Regions from separate parts of the Homo sapiens genome. Here region 2 is linked to region 1. A link is a loop called in an ENCODE intact Hi-C map of the cell type or tissue named here. Cell type or tissue: IMR-90. All regions are shown on one strand. Links, peaks and the distances in the headings refer to the core of each region. The heading gives the core; the rest is flanking DNA. Region 1 has its middle 15 kb from the start of SPCS3-AS1. Region 2 overlaps LOC105377547 (a long non-coding RNA gene).

Evidence for each region. Peaks named below come from ENCODE experiments on the same cell type or tissue, not always from the same donor. Only the 100,000 strongest peaks of a DNase experiment are listed, where the experiment ranks them.
Region 2: a loop joins it to region 1, with 8 times the contacts of the local background. A loop is called at or near these places in 9 of 110 quality-filtered maps.

Annotation. Positions count from the first base shown.
Region 1 is chr4:176,333,993-176,336,822 of GRCh38, reverse strand. No RefSeq gene overlaps it. Among named protein-coding and RNA genes, the nearest start is that of SPCS3-AS1, 15 kb to the right of the region's middle. In IMR-90, for the core only: no CTCF peak of the experiment used is centred there; a DNase peak (open chromatin) is centred at 1,192; H3K27ac peaks cover 139 bases.
Region 2 is chr4:174,363,524-174,366,353 of GRCh38, reverse strand. The region is part of intron 2 of LOC105377547 (a long non-coding RNA gene); the gene reads right to left. Among named protein-coding and RNA genes, the nearest start is that of MIR4276, 59 kb to the left of the region's middle. In IMR-90, for the core only: a CTCF peak has its summit at 1,141 (motif pointing left); no DNase peak of the experiment used is centred there.

The sequences.
Region 1 (2,830 bases), core at 195-2,694:
TCGATTAGGAGGAACATGGAACTTTGTGCATGGTGACAGACAGCTGTATGGAAATCAGCTCTGCTCTCACACGTACTTCTAAAGTGATCTGGCTGGTAATGCGCCCAGGCTTGAGGTTCTTTCCCTCCATCATCCCTTTCACAAAGAAAGCCTCACCTCATCCAGAATCTTGCTATGGTGCACTGCCACAAGGCATCAAACCTTGGGGACAAAGAAATAATTTAATAATTCCCTTAATGAAAGCAACATAAATTATCCCCTCCCATATCTAATTCCATCTCATCAAGAGTTACGATTATCTATCACATTTCTAATATACTTCTTGTTTTGATCAACTGTGTACTATTGATAACTGCAGAATTAACTTACTCCAGAATAACTTTTACACCCTTAGAACTTAGAATATTGGGGTCAGAGGAAATTGTAAAAGATAAATTTCAATTTACATGCACATTTTTGTTACAAAGAAATGTGGTACAGTTATTAATAAAAGACTTGAAAATAGCACTCTCTAGAGTATTACCCATTAGGACAAAATTTTGCTAGAGGCATGTAAATATAATTTGAAAAAGAAATGATAAGAACTTTGACCACTAAGGAAGAATTTGTTCATTAGAAAATGAATGATTCTATCAAATCATATAAATACCATATTCCACTGGATACATTTAGATACATTTTTAAAGTAATGCAAAAAAAAGTAATGTGCAGTTGGTACTTTAAAATGTTAATACTTGCAATGTGCCAAAAATTACATTCTATGACAAGATGAAAATTTTTCAGTATTTAAGAAAGTTTAAAAAAAATCTTTGATGTGCTACACAAGCAACAAAATGTGAAGATCCCTTTCCTAGAGAAACACATACACCAGGCTACCTGTACAAGAACATTCAGAGCACATGTCTGTCAACAGAACAGGTAAATAAATTATGCCTACTCCGGATGCCTACTATGGATGACTATATTACAATGAATTACTGCCTAACAATGAAAATGAACTACACCTTCACACAAAAACATAAATGATTCTCTTAAAGTTAATGCTAAGCCAAAGCAGCAAGACCAAAAATTCTTATGGTAAGATTACATTTATGTTCATAACCAAACCAAACCAAACTGTATCGCTTAGGAATGTGTGATAGCTTATATTACATTTCTAAGAATTCCCTCCTCCTTTCCTGTAAGAGTATTACTCAGTGCCATGTGACTTGTGCTCTTTCCCTATGGAATCTAGCTCCCCAACCCTTCAACTCCTTGGCTTTGCCATGTGACATACTTGAGTCAATTAAAGGAGTAGACTGATGCTCATCACCTTCAATCAGAGGCTCCAAGAGTTTCCAACAGTTCTAACTGCCCTTTGGAATCCCAAAAGGAACTTTTCTCTCAATGTGGAATCTGGAATGAAGAGATGTGAGGAGTATATCCTAAGCCCCTATTGATGCAAGAAATACACATTTGTTTTTGTAAGCCACTGAGATGTTCCTATTGTCCATGATGGCAGTAAAGCTGATAGGATGCAACAGAGGTAGTAAACTTTTCAAGCAAGGCAAGAAAATGGCTAACACAAAACTGAAGACCGCAGAAAGGTAACAGGTTGTGATCCAGAAGAAGTATAGGGAGGGAGGCATGGAGTAATAGTATTGTTCCAACTGCTGATCTGAGTAGTAGTTACAAAGGCACATGCTTTATATTATTCAGTAAACTATATACAAATATCTCATAAACTTTTCCACATTTCCTTTTTTCCATTACAAATGTAAAAAAAAAGGTGAAAGACATTAATTCACAAGGACTTATGAATGTCCTTAGCCTAATACTTTTCAAATATAAGTTACTCCATATACCTCCCTTTACCATTAATGTTAAACATTTATCACTGAGATACTACTAGGAGATAGATTACATTTTACAGTAAAAACCCAGTTCATTTATCCTCTGAAAATCTGTCATGGAATGTCCTGAAATGCCTACCTTACATGAGACAAAACACCTGTGTAAGCCAATATAACTAAAATTAATCACACATTTTTTGCTTTTAATTCAATTTACTCAGTAAATATGTAGTGTCTTATAGTAAAATGAACAAGATAAACATAGCCTTCTTGCTCATGAAACTGACAAACATGAAACATATATATATGTATATATGTGTGTGTGTGTGTGTGTGTGTGTGTGTGTGTGTATATATATATTCCCAAGGGCAGCAAGAGCTATAAATGCTGCTGCAAAGTAAGGAAATAATGTTCCAGGAAAAAAAAATTAAGTACTGGATGATTAGGCTAGAGATTAGATCAGGTAACTCATGCCTGATAAGTGCTTTAAAATCTAACCCTTAACATCTAATATGCTCACCTTCAGAAAATCCTTAATGCACTACAGACAAGACACAAAAAGATAAATAAATGTTGACTATAATAAACTGGTATTCCCTGCTGGGATACAACAGGGGCTGGTCAGCTTAAGCTGGTGAGCATAAGCAGAAAGTGATAGAATGACTATGTGAGAAAGATTTATGCTTCCCATCCACCACATAGTTGTTCCTGAGAAGTGATTACCCAACTAAAGATTGTACTTCCCAGATGCCCCTTGCTTATCTGCACAGGGACGTGCAATTCGTTTTCACCCTTGGAATGCGAGTTGGTGGTGTGATACTCTGGGCGAAGCTAATTAAGCAGGTGGGCCTTCTCCACTCTTTTCCTCAACCCCAGACTGCCAACTTCAAGTGAGGTCTTGTCAACCCTGGGGCGGCAGTCACAAGCTGGAAGACACCTGGGTCCTTCAGTCACACCATGTGGAAAGCTGCCTCAATACCCACATTGGTTCCTTGTAA
Region 2 (2,830 bases), core at 140-2,639, 2.0 Mb after region 1:
GTGCTAAGCATTTTCACGGCATCATCACACTCAAATCACACAATGATATGATGAATTATTATCCCAACCTCACTGTAGTTGTCTCATTACAGACATTCTGCTCCATCCTCACTGTCCTGCAGCCATAAGGTTGAGAAGACAGACTAAATACTGGACCTTTTGGTTGTAAATTGTTTTGATGCCTGATTCACATGGAAATCTGGTTTGACAATACTATTATGAATATTCAGCAGAAGTTTTGAATGTGACTCTTCTACCTGGGTAGTGCCAGACCTAATATCCATTGTTTTATTTTATATGACATTAGGATGACACAAAAGAACAGTAACATATGCAAATAAATGCCTCATCCTTGATGATAATATATATTTAGAATGAGATGCATTAATGAGGTTAAGCTGTGAAGAAAAGCATAGGATCTCATCAAACTTGCTATTAAAGTCAATGTCTCAATTTGCTCCTGGCAAGTAAACTTTATGAAAAATGCAACAGGTTGTATAGAGGTTTTCTCTCAGTTTTGTCAAGATAAAAAGACATTAATATTTTGAAATGTGATATCACATTTCAAAATGTATCTACTCATCACATTTCAAAATGTGATATATTCTGTCTCCTATAGAGGAGAATCTATCATTCTCCTCATATTCTGACATTTTAATATACATTTAAAAGAGGAAAACTATTTTCCAAATAAGAAATGAAGACTAGTTGAATTTTGTGTAATTAATTATTAGTGAGAGGAAACAGAAAAATAAAGGGGTTGTTTAGAATTTCTGAAAGCCAGTAAAATTTTGAACCAGAAAATCCCACATGCCATTACAACACGCAATGCCAAACTCCTTTTTTTTCTAGAATTGTCCATCTCGTCTCAGACTGTTAGCCCAAGGTTTATTTTTATAAGGTTTTACTCTGCATATGATCCCTTAGAGTGTGTGTTATTTATTGCTTTAACTTATACAAATATTATTTCTTAATGATTGGATTTGCAGCTTAAACCTTGCCAATCAGCAATAATATCTATCACTACAGATTTTTTTATTTGCTAAGAGCAGAACCAAATTAGTTCCTTATTTTCTCAACTTTCCAAAAAAAAAAAAAAAAAAAAAAAACAAAACACCAGGCAAATGAACAAAAACCCAAGCCTTTACTGCCACCCAGTGGTTGTTCAGAATTAAAAAAAAAATTTTGCCAGGTCATGACTAACATTTTAAAGGAAATTTTTATTCTTGAAATGCTAGAATGTTTCAGACATTTTAATATGAAGCAACTTGAGACAAAAACTTTTAAAAAATAGCCACACATATCTACTATGAGTACATTATCAATGATGTTATTTTAAACATTGCAACAAAATGATGAATACAATAACAACTCATTCTCATCTTACTTTGACAGGTAATTTAACTTTTTGTTTGAAATAATTATAGATTAATATGAAGTTACAAAAATGGTACATATATTTCTATTTAAAAACTGCCAAGTTACTTCCCGAGTGGTTCTGTCATTTTTGATTCACACAAAGTAAAAGATATTCAGTTTCTCGGCATTCTCATCAGCATTTGGTGTTATCACTAATTTTTTTTTTTTTTTTTTGAGACGGAGTTTTGCTCTGTTGCCCAGGCTGGATTGCCGTTGCATGTGATCTCGGCTCACTGCAACCTCTGTCTCCCGGATTCAAGCAATTCTTCTGCCTCAGCCTCCCAAGTAGCTGGGACTACTGGCATGTGCCACTGCACTGAGCTAATTTTTGCATTTTTAGTAGAGACAGGGTTTCACCATGCTGGCCAGGCTGGTCTTGAACTCCTGACCTGATGATCCACCTGCCTTGGCCTCCCAAAGTGCCAGGATTGCAGGCAAGAGCCACCATGCCCGGCCCACTATTTTTAATGTTAGCCATCCTGATAGGTTTACAGTGGTATCTCACTGTAGTGTGAATGTGCATTTTCCTGATGACAAATGACTCTGAACACTTTTCCTGTGCTTATTTGCCATCCACTCCTCTTTGGAAACGTGTCTGTCTTTTGATCATTTTGTATTTTTAAAACTGTTGACTTTCAAGAATTCTTTATATATTCTATATACAATCCCTTTGTCCTATATGGTCTTTAAAAATATTGTCTCTCACTGTGTAGCTTGCCTTTTCATTCTCTTAACAGGGTTTTTCACAGAGCAAACACTTTATTTTGATGAGGTCTGATATGGTTTGGCTGTGTCTCCACCCAAATCTCATCTTGAATTCCCATGTGTTGTGTGAGGGGCCTGGTGGGAGATAATTGAATCATGAGGGTGAGTCTTTCCCATGCTGTTCTCATGAGAGTGAGTAAGTCTCATGAGATCTCTGATGGTTCTATGAGGAGGTGTTCACCTACACAAGCTTTTTCTTTGCCTGTTGCCATCCATGTAAGATGTGACTTGCTCCTCCTTGCCTTCCACCATGATTGTGAGGCCTCCCCAGCCACGTGGAACTGTAAGTCCATTAAACCTCTCTTTCTTTTGTAAATTGCCCAGTCTCAGGTATGCCTTTATTAGCAGTGTGAAAATGGACTAATACAAGGTCCAATTTATAAAAAAACTTTTTCTACATATCATGTTTTGGGTGTAATCAATAAGAACTCTTTGCCTAGCTCTAAGTCCTGAAGATATTCTCTATTTGATTTTTTTCTAAATGTTTTATATTCTTATATTTTATCATTAAGCCTATGATCTATTTTAAGTTAATTTTTCAATAAAGTATGAGGTTTTAGTCAAGGTGCATTTTTTAGAATGTCCAATTGCTCCAGCACCATTTGTTGAAAAGAAAATCCTTCCTCCCTGGAATTGTTTCTGTACC